Regions from separate parts of the Homo sapiens genome. Here region 1 is linked to region 2. Evidence: chromatin contacts called from ENCODE Hi-C data. All regions are on one chromosome and are shown on one strand. The core of a region is the stretch at or near the end of the contact, and the rest is flanking DNA. Distances in the headings are between cores, read along the strand shown. Region 1 holds the start of SNX10-AS1 (SNX10 antisense RNA 1). Region 2 has its middle 66 kb from the start of LINC03007.

The links. A loop is a pair of places that touch in the nucleus more often than their neighbours do. Pooled maps may share reads with other maps.
Region 1: a pooled map shows a loop between it and region 2 (3-fold over the local background). The contact joins the promoter of SNX10-AS1 here to the enhancer-like site in region 2. A Hi-C loop is called at or near these places in 4 of 37 single-sample maps with no recorded cell type and 7 of 50 pooled maps.

The regions. Positions count from the first base shown.
Region 1 is chr7:26,396,538-26,402,549 of GRCh38, forward strand. SNX10-AS1 (SNX10 antisense RNA 1) reads right to left here and starts at 2,881. Exons shown (of 2, transcript NR_136272.1): 1 at 2,804-2,881. LINC02981 (long intergenic non-protein coding RNA 2981) reads left to right here and starts at 2,032. Exons shown (of 5, transcript NR_148502.1): 1 at 2,032-2,484. RefSeq lists enhancers at 1,168-2,124, 1,199-1,438 and silencers at 1,909-2,368, 2,459-2,568.
Region 2 is chr7:25,852,820-25,858,916 of GRCh38, forward strand. No RefSeq gene overlaps it. Among named protein-coding and RNA genes, the nearest start is that of LINC03007, 66 kb to the left of the region's middle. RefSeq lists an enhancer at 3,919-3,998. Within about 2 kb of position 4,257, at least 20 of the 41 ENCODE cell types and tissues checked have a DNase peak (open chromatin) inside an H3K27ac peak, as active enhancers do.

The DNA.
Region 1 (6,012 bases), core at 1,631-4,130, 540 kb after region 2:
TGCAATAGCATGATTTGGGGATGTACTGTAGTAGACAAATAAGGCTGGAGCTGGGTTAGGTGCAGATTGTGGAGGGTCTTAAATGTCTTGCTAAGGGAGTGTGGAGTGCCTTTCCTCAGCAGTGGGGAACAGAGATATTTGAGTTAGTTACTGTGTATTGATTCCAGATAAACGAATAAAGCATATAGTATGTATATATTTTTTATAGTTTTTTTGGTATATTTTCATGAAAAGTGTGTATGATTTTAGTGAAACCATAAAAATCCATTTTCATTCCAATTTAGATTCTGTTTTAAAGTAGTTGCCAAGGAAACTAGTAAGTGACTGGTTATGCCCGATTTTCCCTAAGTTCAAAATTAGATGCAAATTCTTCAAAGAGACTACTTGAAGGCCAGTAAACATTTCAAAGGCAGTCAAGCTCAGACGCCTGGGTGTGTGGGTGCAGGAGGGTTAGAAGGGGGGTTCTGATGTTCCTGGAGGGAAGAGATGCCTTGCCTGTGTAGGCAAAGAGCTACTTTGAGGGAAAAAAGCTGAATGAGTTAGAGGTGAGTGCCCAGGAAGAGAAGCTGGAAGTGAGAGGTTCCACTGAAGTGCCTAGAAACAGACACTCTTTAATGGAGACAAGACCAAATTTCTGGAGTTTTCCTTTGTTTACATCTTTTTATCTTGTCTCGTTTCAAAAAGGAGTTAACTTTAAATATGTCCCTGAATAAACACGAGGCAGCATGACTCCATCGCAGGTAGAGATAGGACTAAAACATGATTCTCCTAAACTTTAACCCTGGAGTTAGCTCACTTAATCCTGTAAATCTCTGCAAAGACTAACTTTGTTCCCTGGCTCCTCCGTGGTTGCCAGGTGGTGGATATACATTCTACAACAGAAGAAACTGGAATCGCTAGAGGTGTCTTTTTTTAGGGCAAGGAAGCATTTCCCAGAAAACCCCAACAGATGTCCCCTGGCTTGGCCTTGGCCAGGACTGGTCACATGCTCTTTTCTAAGCCAGTGCCTGGGCAAGGGAAGGGGTTGGTCATAACGGATTTAGACTACTTAGGATTTACTTCTGGGCCAAGGAGAGGGAGGGGGTGAGGGAGGGGGTGAGGGAGGGGGTGAGGGAGGGGGTGAGGGTGGGGGCGGGGGGCTGGCCCGGCCTAAGATGGCTGGGGGTGATGCGTTCGGGGGACAAAGGAGTGCTGGACAGTTGTGTGAGCTGTAAGAAGGACCCGGAAAATACTGCAGAGTGATTGAGAGTGTAGAGGGGCCTGGGTTCTCACCTGTGCTCCCTCCCACCTTAGCTGGGTTATGCTGGGAACCTTTCAAGGCTTTGCTAAGCCTGGGTTTCCAGGAGTGCAATAAGATCGCTGTGATAAACATGTAGGTAAAGCAGTTGGCATAGTACCTTGCGTAGAATAGTCCTCAGCATATGTTTACTACTGTCGTTGTTGCTATTAATAAAAGTGACCTAGCTCCTCTCCTCGAGAAGTTCACAAGGGGCCCAAATGTGACAGGGGGAGCTATCAGAAGGCGGGAGGTGACTTCTTGCCAGGGAGCAAGCCAGGGCAAGAAGAGAGGCGCCGTGAAGCCTGCGTTCCCTCCCGCACGCGGCTTGCCTCGGTGGCCACACGGGGAGCTCAGCAAGGCCCAGGGTTCGGGAGGCGGGTCCTGCACAGCGACGCAGCCTTGTCCCGGTGGCCGCAGGCCTGGGGAGCAGGGCGCAGCACACCCGCCGCCCGCTTGCAGGCGAGACGAGAGCGGGGCGCCGGGATGCTGGCGTCCAATTTAACCACCAGGGCGCACGGGACGGAGGCCGGGGGTCCCGCTTTTCCGTCAGAGTTCGCGGTCACGAGTGGAACCCACTGAGCACTCTAGTTTCCTGGTATTTTCATGGCAGTAATTGGATGACAGAGTCAAGAGGCAGGGCCTGCGCCGACACTGACTAGCAACGCGCGGCCTCTGAGCCGCGCCCGGCCGCCCACCCCTTCCTCCTCCAGCACCGGGCCGGCTCCCCCTCCCGGCCCGGCTCGGCGGCTGGGGGGTGGGCGGAGCCGCGGCCGGGCAGTTCATTATGTTGGACAGGGCGCGTCTGCGCCTCCGGCCGCCGCGGCTCCCGGGGCCTCCGCCTGCAGCCGGCGGCGGAACGAGGGCAGGCGGCTGAGACAGGCGAGCTATTTGCATTCCCCGGCAGTCATTTTTATATGCGGAGGTAATGAAGTTGTCAGCGGCGCCCCGAGTGTGGCAGAGCCTGATATTCAAATCGCCCTGCCCGCTCCGCCTGCTCCCGCCCGCTGGTCCCGGGAGCCCCAGGCTGCGCGCGCCCGCACCGCATCGCCGCTTTGCCCCGCGACCGCGCGCGCCTCCTCGTCCTCCCCCGCGCCTTTGTTTCCGTCTCCTTCTCCTTTCCCTCCTCTTTTGTGTCGGGCCAGACTCAGCCCCAGAAACCAGCCACCCTGCCGCGTCCGACTGCCAGGGATCCCTCACGCCGCGAGGTGAGCTGGTCGCAGGTGTGGGGAAGTTCGCGGGTGCAGCTAGGCCGCCGCCCTCGCGCTCGACGCCACGCCCGCCTCCTCTTTCCTTCCCCAGGGGCCCCTTGCCCTCCCTTCACCTCCGTCTCCAAGAAAGATGACCTAGTACTGCCATTACCGTTTGGGCCTAGAGGAGTTTTCGTTCCTCTTTCCGAATGCATATTTGTGGTCATTTTTTATGATTGCAGAAACCCAACACACAGCTATTCTGTCAGGCTGCCGAGAAAAGGCTGTTCGGCAGTTGCAGCCCTGGTGAGGCAATGAGGAGGAAAGGTGGACGCACCTGCCTGGAGTGGTTGAAGGAAGGCAGTGAACATCCACGCTCCTGGGGTTGGTTTTCCTGAACCTCTGTAGCTGTGCTGCTCACTGGGGCAGCCACTGACCACAAGAGGCTGCCGAGGGCTTGCAGTGTGGCCAGGCCAGACCAGGATGTTCTCCAAGTGGGAAATACACACCCCATTGTAAAGAAGACTGTATGGAAAAAAGAATGTGAACTGGCTCATTCATCATTTAAAAACATTGATTGCATATTGAAATGATAATATTTTGGGTATATGGGGTGAAATAAAGTATCATGAATTAAATCTTTTTTTAAAAATGTGGCCACAAAGAACATTTAAATTTACACATGTGGTTCACATTATATCTCTGTGGGATCGCACTTAAGACCCAACCCCACCCATCCTCTAACTCTGCCCTCTCAGCTTGCTCTACAGGTACTTTGGAACAGGGCAGGGATGGAGGGAAGGTCCTTGTATCTTAGGGATCAAATGCCCAGGAAAATAATTAGGAGGTGTTTGGGATTATGCTGAAAACCCTGACAACACTGAATAGCAGATGTCTCTTTCTTTTCCCTTTGTTCACTGTAAAGAAAAACTTACACTCCCCCACAGCCATGCCACAATTCCATGGACCAACCATTCATGTGTGAAGGTGGGCCTCTAGGAGTGTTTTGTGCCTTTTAGGAGTTATTTGTGGCACACTAAACTTGCTGACATGCCATTTAGAAAAGTGAATACTGTGTACGCACTGTAACAACTATTCCATAAGTATTTTTGGTGTACACTGTTCCTCAGCACTCACAGGCTTCGGAGTAGGGGCTCCCGGAGTATGCATTGACACGATGCGCTGCAAATGATCCGGGCGTGGGGAAGTCCCCGAGTGTGCATTGATTCCACACACGGCCACGGCTCCTACAGGGCTTTTATGGTGCAGCTCGCCAATGATCCGTGTGTTAAAGACTCCCCAAATACACATTGACACGATAGACTGGAGTTGTTTGGGTCTATCGTGGCAATGATCCGGGGATAATGGCAGTGTCTTATACAATTTCACTGAGATTGGAGTGCTCATGGTCCTAATGGCAGAACCGGAACTGCCCCAGTTAAGTCCCACCATGGCGCCCAGTAAAGGGTGTGTGGGTCTTTGACCTTCTGCTTCATGACACTGTGGCATTGCTAATTTTACTGATATTTTAACTAACATAATTGAGTTAGCATTTTTTTCCCCCTGAAAATTCATTTTTGTAATTCAACACCTGAATTAGGGAGTCCATCTAGTGATGGTTTCATTTGGTTAATCATAAGCTAAAGACCTAGGAAAGGTCATTCTTAAACCTAAAGTGTTTTGGGAAAAATAATCGTGGGAGATGCATATGAGCTTGAGACAGAGTTAATATGGAATAAATAACCTCAGTCCTGAGAAAACCTAGTTGGCTAGGCTGAAATAGACAAGATGAGAAGGTGGGAAGAAGATGTTTTTAAAAATAATGAAAGTAACATATTCAATAAAAATAATTCAAACACTGTAGAAGTGTATGAAATAAAAAACAGAATCCTCCCACTCCTTCCTTCCTTCTTTCTATACCATTCACTGTTACAAGCACTATTAATATTTTTGTATATTCTTCCAGTAACTTAAAAACACATGCAAATATATACAGTCATGCATCTCTTAATGATGGGAATATGTTCTGAGAAATGCATCGTTAGGCGATTTCATCATTGCACGAATATCAGAGAATGTACTTATACAAACCTAGATGGTGTAGCCTACTACCCACCTAGGCTATATGGTATAGCCTATTGCTCCTAGGCTACAAACCTGTACAGCATGGTACTGTAACAGAATACTGAAGGCAATTGGCCAGGCACTGTGGCTCACGCCTGTAAATCCCTGCACTTTGGGAGGCCAAGGCTGGCCTTCAAGACCAGCCTGGCTAACATGGTGAAACCCTGTTTTTACTAAAAACCCCAAAATTAGCTGGGCTTGATGGCATACACGTGTAGTTCCAGCTACTCAGGAGGCTGAAGCAGGAGAATCACTTGAATCTGGGAGGTAAAGTTTGCAGTGAGCAGAGATCATGCCACTGCACTCCAGCCTGGGCAACACAGCAAGACTCCATCTCAAAAAAAAAAAAACAACACTGTAGGCAACTGTAACACAATGGTGAGTACTTATGTATCTAAATGTAGAAAAGGTACAGCAAAAATACAGTATAAATGGTAAAAAAAGAAAAAATACAACTGTATAGGGCACTTACCATGAATGGAGTTTGCAGGTCTAGAAGTTGCTCGGGTGAGTGGAGTGAGTGGCGAGTAAATGTGAGGGTCTAGGACATTGTGTATACTAGTGTAGGCTTTATAAACACCGTACACTTAGGCTACACTAAATTTATATTTAAAAAGGTAATTGCTCTACAACATTGTGATGGCTATATTGCCACTAGGCTATAGGAATTTTTCAGCTCCATATTAATCTTATGGGTCCACTGTTGTATATTTGGTCCATTGTTGACCGAAATGTCATTATGTGGTGCATGACTGTATATCTACTCTTTGTTTACACAAATGGGTTAATGCTGAATGTTAATCTTCAACATCTTATATTTTCAATTAATAATACAGTCATGTGCCCCATAATGATGTTTTGATCAGCAATGGACTGCATATACGATAGTGGCCCTGTAAGATTACCGTGGAGCTGAAAAATTCCTATCGCCTGGTGATGTCTTAGCCCTTGTAACATCTTAATGCAACACATTAGTTGTGTGCTTGTGGTGGTGTCAGTGTAAACAAACCTACTGCGTTGCCAGTTATTTAAAAGTATACCACATACCACAGTATGCCACATTATCAAGTACATAATCCTAGATAATAACAATAAACAACTGTTACTAGTTTATGCATTTACTATACTATTTATTATTATTTTAGACTACTTTCTACACATGCATACACACATATTTATACACACATATATGTATAAAAGTTAACTATAAAACAGCCACAGGCAGGTCCTTCAGAAGGATTCTAGAAGAAGGAATTTTAATAGAGGAGATGGGGGTGGGCACGGTGGCTCACACCTGTAATCCCAGCACTTTGAGATGTCAAGGTGGGTGGATGACCTGAGGTCAGGAGTTCGAGACCAGCCTGGCCAACATGGTGAAACTCTATCTCTACTAAAAATACAAAAATTAGCTGGGTGTGGTGG
Region 2 (6,097 bases), core at 3,007-5,506:
CGGCGTTTTCCCGCCTTCTGCCCACGTTTTCGCCCGGGAGTGGGTTTCAGGAGAGCTGGGGACAGCGGCATCCCTCGCCCTGGGACCGTTGCCCCTGCGCCCGCCGCCCTGTGCCTGGGCCTTTGCACCCGGAGCGCCCCGCGCCCCAGCGCAGTCGTCCCCACGCGCCGGGATCGCCAAATTCCCACCTGGGGCCCGCCTTTACTGGGGGGCTGCAAAAGAGACTTAGAAGCAGAGATTCGGGAGGGGAGCTGATAGCTCCCGAGTCCTAAGCCACGCCTGGACAGCCCACAGGTCCCATCTCCATTTGTTTAAACACTTTTTGCCCCGTTTTCTGCAGGGCAGAAGACAAATATTAAGAGAGCAAGATTGTGCTTAGAAACTTAAGGTTCTCTTTTAAAAGACTCGTTCCTTCAGGTCTTCCTTCTTACCACCTAAGGGAAAAAAGTACCCCCTAAAATTCTTGCTTTACTTTTAGCAATTCTTACTTCAGTTTTACTATTGATACCCTCCGATCTTTTTCAAGAGGAAAAAAAAGCCAGATAGTGAAATAAAATAAGAAACGTATGGTTTCAACTTGAACTAACGAATCAGAAGTGTTGATTCTAAACTAAAAAGTGTTACTACTTTTTTTGCTTATATGTGCCTGGGTAGGATGAGTTTTCCTACAGCCTGCGAAGTTGGTCACTAGAAACAGGGGCTGGTGAAAATGTGCAGATTCTTGCCCTGCAGACACTAAGGATCTGGTGCTGGGCTAGAAAATTCACCCACAGTTAGGATGTCAGAGGGAGATATAAGTAAACGTCGGCACCCAACTCATTAGTTTCTGGCTAAATAAAAGTCAACCGACAGAGCACAAAACAACAGATCCAATGAATCCACCTTCTTGTAAAATGAGGGCTAATGGCTGTATTCTGAAAGATTTTTTTAGGTAGACTTATTTTTAAAGGCCGGTTGCAATTTTAAAATGCATAATTATAGGGTAGAGTAATCAAAAGTGAGTGTGCAATTATTCTGCTTGTATAAATGGGAGAAGAAGTCATGAAGTTTCCCAGCTAGAGAGCTGTCGACCTGTAAAATGTAAAAATGTACATCTAAAGCTGTGAAACTTCTCACTTGAGTACAGTATTTTCTTCTTTCCTCCCGTCTCCCTCTGCAAATACCGTAAGTTCTTATTCTGACCTTGATGTGGGGACAGCACGAACCCTTCTCTTCCTGATAAACCCAAACAGAAAAGCAGATATAAAAGGAGAGGCAGATGAGAAGTGGAGGTCTACACTTTCCAGGGTTCCACCCTCAAATCCCCCGCCGAGGTTGGCAAAACAAAGATTCTGCCCCCTACTACAGTGACTTGTGAGTGGAAAGAAAGTCTTGCCTATCTGTCATAGGGACCCCAAAATGAATTCCTAAAAAAGCAACGCTGCTCTAACAGCAACTGGATCGGAAAGCAGAGAAAGCAGAGATGCAACCTCGGCCCTGTGGCTCCGGCCAGGCTCTGCTCCAGTGAGACCACTCGCTGGGAAACTGAGTTTCCCCCTCGATTTCAGTTTAGTCCCTAAAAAGTTCGCCCGGCCCTGCAAACACCACGCTCAGAAACGCAGCGGCCTCTTACTCTTACCTTTTTAAAGCGTGCTTAAGGTGCTTACTTCGCTTAAGGAAATATTTTTGCAAACACTTTCACTGGATGAATATTTTACTCGCAAACTTTCCTGGGCAAAATCTCCGGAGGAAGTTTCACATTAAAGCAACAACCAACAAAGCTTATTTTTGTAATATGTGGCTCTCTAACAGTGCCAGTATGTTCTCACTTCATTTAGTTATAAAATATAAAAGTGTTTGGTTTTCAATTTTTCTAAATTACTTGCAGGGTACAAGGTGGGGGTGGAGATGGTGAGAAGGGGATCCTTATGCCATCTGGCGGTGCCATGTGGAACTTCGCTGAAGAAGCTAAATTTACTGACCATCTGTGCCTAGAGCGGGTTTCTCCAAGGAAAGGCTCTGTAAATCTCGTCCTTTTGAAATCTAGGGGAAAACAGCCTCCTTCACTGAGGATTAATTTAAAGAAAGGGGGAAATAGGAAAATTCCATGCGTTGGAAGTCCATTTAGATTTCTACATGAACCATCATATATGTGCACTACATAATTCTTATTTTTTTATTTTTAAAAAAGGGATAATTTATATTCCAGTGACAAGTTTGGGAAAGGCCAAGGCAAGCAATTGAGTTGAACATTATGTAGCGTTTATATAGACCTTGCAGACGTCTGTGCAATATCCACCACTGAACACGTGAGGTCGTACTCAAGTCTCTCTGGCCCCTGGTAATGTGACTCCCTTCCTTTATTTGCATGAATCGCCTGGATTGGGTGTCAGGTTTTTAAAACGTCAAGGTTTACGCCTATTGTTGTCAACCAATCAGCATCCTACTTTGACGTGATTGGCTTCTACTGTAGGTGTCAATCATCCAAAATTTGCATACTACTCCTCAGGCCGCCGGGAGCCTGTCAGTCGGCTGTGGCAGCTGGAAGAGAAGGAATCGGACGGAGAAGAATGAAAAATCACTTTGCTTTCGCAAAGCGAAAGAAAAGTATTCTTTTCCTCATTATTTTTAAATAAATTTGATTGTATATTTACCTAATAAAATAAACATTCAATTAAACAAAAATAAGCAACTATCAAAGATTTGTTTACTAATTTTCGTAATGTTTACTGTTTCAATAAGTAGCCAAAGGAATATTAAAACACAAAAATATGAATGCTGATAATTTTATGTCATAAAGACCATTTTAAAACTAAAAGTGAACATGGGGTTTCTAAATAAAATTACCGTGGTAGCGTAAAAACACTGCTTTCAATACTTGGGCATGCTGAAAGTGCTGCATCCTAAGATAAAAAATACACCAAGGGGGGGATTTCAAAGAACATTATTTTGCTTTTAATAATCCTGTATTTCTGTCACTTTGCCCTTTTTATTTATTTACCGTGAACTCACAGACAGAATATTACTTGGAGTTTCTGAAATACTTGTGTTTGTACATTTCTCATCTTACACGTACCCACACACCCCAAAATAAAAAAACAAAGAAGAGGATCTCAGGGACTGAGAAGTCATTACCGGTTTTAAAATTCAGAATTCGTAAAACCGAAGCTCTAATTTGTCAGTTACAAAATTCTTCTAGAACCACTGTAATTTAGAATATGTGCAGAACTATAAGATGTTTATTATTTCTTTAAAATATATGTGAGTACAAACCAACAAGTTAACAGCTTATAATAGGAAAGCACTCTCCAGACTTCTGCCCATCTCCATCACGCCGCGGAAACTTGTCTGAAAGGAGAATTTGGATGCAACAGGGCAACGGAGCGACGTTTCTCCTCTGCACTAAGCCAGCCCTCGCCTCTGAAGAATTTTGTACTAGGCGTTCACTAGCACTGAGATGAACTGGAATTATTTCCACAGCATTAACCGAGTTAGGAAGTTTTTTTCAAACTTTGCATTTAACGGATTTTTTCCATCGGCATTTTATCTTTGCCACCATCGTTTTACTGGTTGCTGCATCTTTCTAGTTTTCTTTCCTTTTCTTTTTTTCTTGCTCTTATTCTACCTTTCTTTGCTTTCTCTCTCTCTTTTTTTTTTCTCCCAGTTAAGGATTGTCACAGTGTGCCGGGTGTCTTTGTAAGTTCGTCCCTCGTCTTCATGATTACAAGAGGCTGATATATGTGTACCTGTGCCTACAGGGGAACTGAACAGGGCTAAGTGAGTGCTGAGAGGAGCTGGGGGAGAGATGTGTGCTGCAGATGAAGGTACGGCTGGGATGTGAAGCTAATTTAGTGTGTGCTTTACAAGGAATGCACAAATCAACACAGCGCTCAAATTAAATCTCTTCTTGAGGGGCTTAAGTATCTTCTTCAGGAAGAGTAAAGCATGTCTTCTAGTTCTACTTCCTTCCCGGTTAGCCAGCTGCTGGAGAGCCCCCTCAGTAAATTCCTTCCAGATCGACCTCAGTGTGGGTGAGAGCGCAGTCTGTGACCACCAGCGCTTCTGACTCAGCGGAAAACGCCGGCAAACAGGACTACACCTCACCGCGGCGGCAAAAGCGGCCTCAGCTCCAGCACTCACAGCCACCACTTTCACCGTCGCCCCGCCACCACCACCTTCGCTGCCTCAACCCTGAGAGAGACACACACACACACACACACACACACACACACACACACACGCACGCACGCACGCGCGCGCGCACAAACACCTCTCCCTGCTGTCAATCATACATGCGCGCCATAGCGCGCATGCGCACTGGTGGACTCCAGCCCCCACCGATCCTACGCCCTGTCTCTGCGTCTGGGACCAGACGCACCAATAAGAGAGCGGATTCGGGGGCGGGCCACAAGGAAGTAGCCAATGAGAGCGCGGTTGGAAGCCAGGGCTAGAGAGGAGTAAATCCTTCTGTCGTCCCCGTTCTGCCGCCCCCGCGATGATTTATGCGTCCTTTTTATTATTTGTAACACTTTGGGAAGTTATTAAAAGGAAGATCTACTGCTTCCTCCTTTTGGGTTAAACTGGATGGCAATGTTTGTCACTGGCCCTTATTAGAGAAGAGTGTGGCGAGGTGGAGGGCCGTTGGACGCTGGGTTTGTTTGTGTGGGTCTTGTTTTTTATTACAAGACACATTATCCTTTTAATTACAAGCTGTAGACAGGGCCAACTTCGAAGGTCTTCGTGGCGGAGTGATCTTGGATCATTCAGGGGGCTGAAACCCGATGCCTTCTGACTTTCGCGTCCGTACTCTTGGCGTTGGGAGGAGCCTCTCAGGAAGGTGTTGCAACCTTTGGTTGTACCAGAAGGAAATAAGCAAACTCCCATCACCCCCACCCCCATTCCCCGCCCTAACACGGAGTAAACTTCGGCCTTTTTCCGCTTGGATGCTCATTAAGAGTTAGTTGACTTTGTAGCGGATGCAATAAAATTTGGATGGTTTCAGGCCCCCAAACAATCCTGGTTTCTGTTTTCCTCTCTCCCTAGGCACACCCCCAAGGAAATTGCCTTTTCAGCAGGCGCCTGCGGGAAAGAACCGCAGGAGACAGATTCCCTTTAGAGATCTGCATGGGGAGGAGGGAGATATGGAAATAAAGAGGGCCAAGGTAAGAGGACGGAGAGGCCATAGAGGACTTGCATGTTTGGGTGTGAGTTTTCTGGCCAACTAGGGGGAAAATCCACAAACCTGAGGTATCTGGTGGATGCGCTGAAAAATTAGCTCTCACCTGCAGAGTTACTCAACCCTCGTGCGCTTCTGCTCTGCCGGGAAGGGCCAGTCTCCGAGGGCGGAATAAGTATGGGTATTGAAAGGCAAGTAGGAAACAGCAAAAGAAAAGAACAGATACAAATTTTCTACTCCCGACCTCCAAACCAAAATCGCACTTTCAAACGTAAAACGCAATTCCAAGAAGACTGGGATGTAGGGAGTATGCGATGCCTCTGTTCAATAGGTCACTGTCAGGAACTTCAGTTTCTGGTGTTCAGATATTTGTATTTGAAATTAAGAAAATCAACGCAGGAGGGGTTGCTGGAGGATAAAGTGGGGTGACGAGAGACCGAAGGAGGGGGAGGAGGAGAGGGGTAGAAGGAACCAAGAACCATCTGATGGCAGAACTGGGCTGAAGGAAAACAAAACCGTGAACTTCAAAGCTCAGGCCTAATCTCCCTCAGGTTAATTTCTGCTTCCTAAAAAGTTTGATCAGGGTCATAAATCACTCGGTCCACCCTTGCCGGTCCTGCCTGGTTCCCCAAGGTTCTCTCCCCGCAGCCCGCTGCAGGGGCGCAGGGTGAGTCTCCAGCCCAAGACCGTCTGAGGCTTCCCGGGGCAGGAGGGCTCCCGGGGCTGAGTGGGCGCACGGATGCGCGAGAATCCGCGTGCGGGGGAAGCGGGGAGGCGAGGGTCTAGGGAAGGTGCTGGCAGTGTTGCGGGCCAGACTGTGGAGAGATCCCGTGCAGATGCAGTTTCCATTCCGTCCGGCCTCAAAAAAAAAAAAAAAACCTTCAAGTGTGTCTGGCGTGCTGTTTGAAGAAGGTTACAGCGTGTTTAGAGATTTGCAAAGCT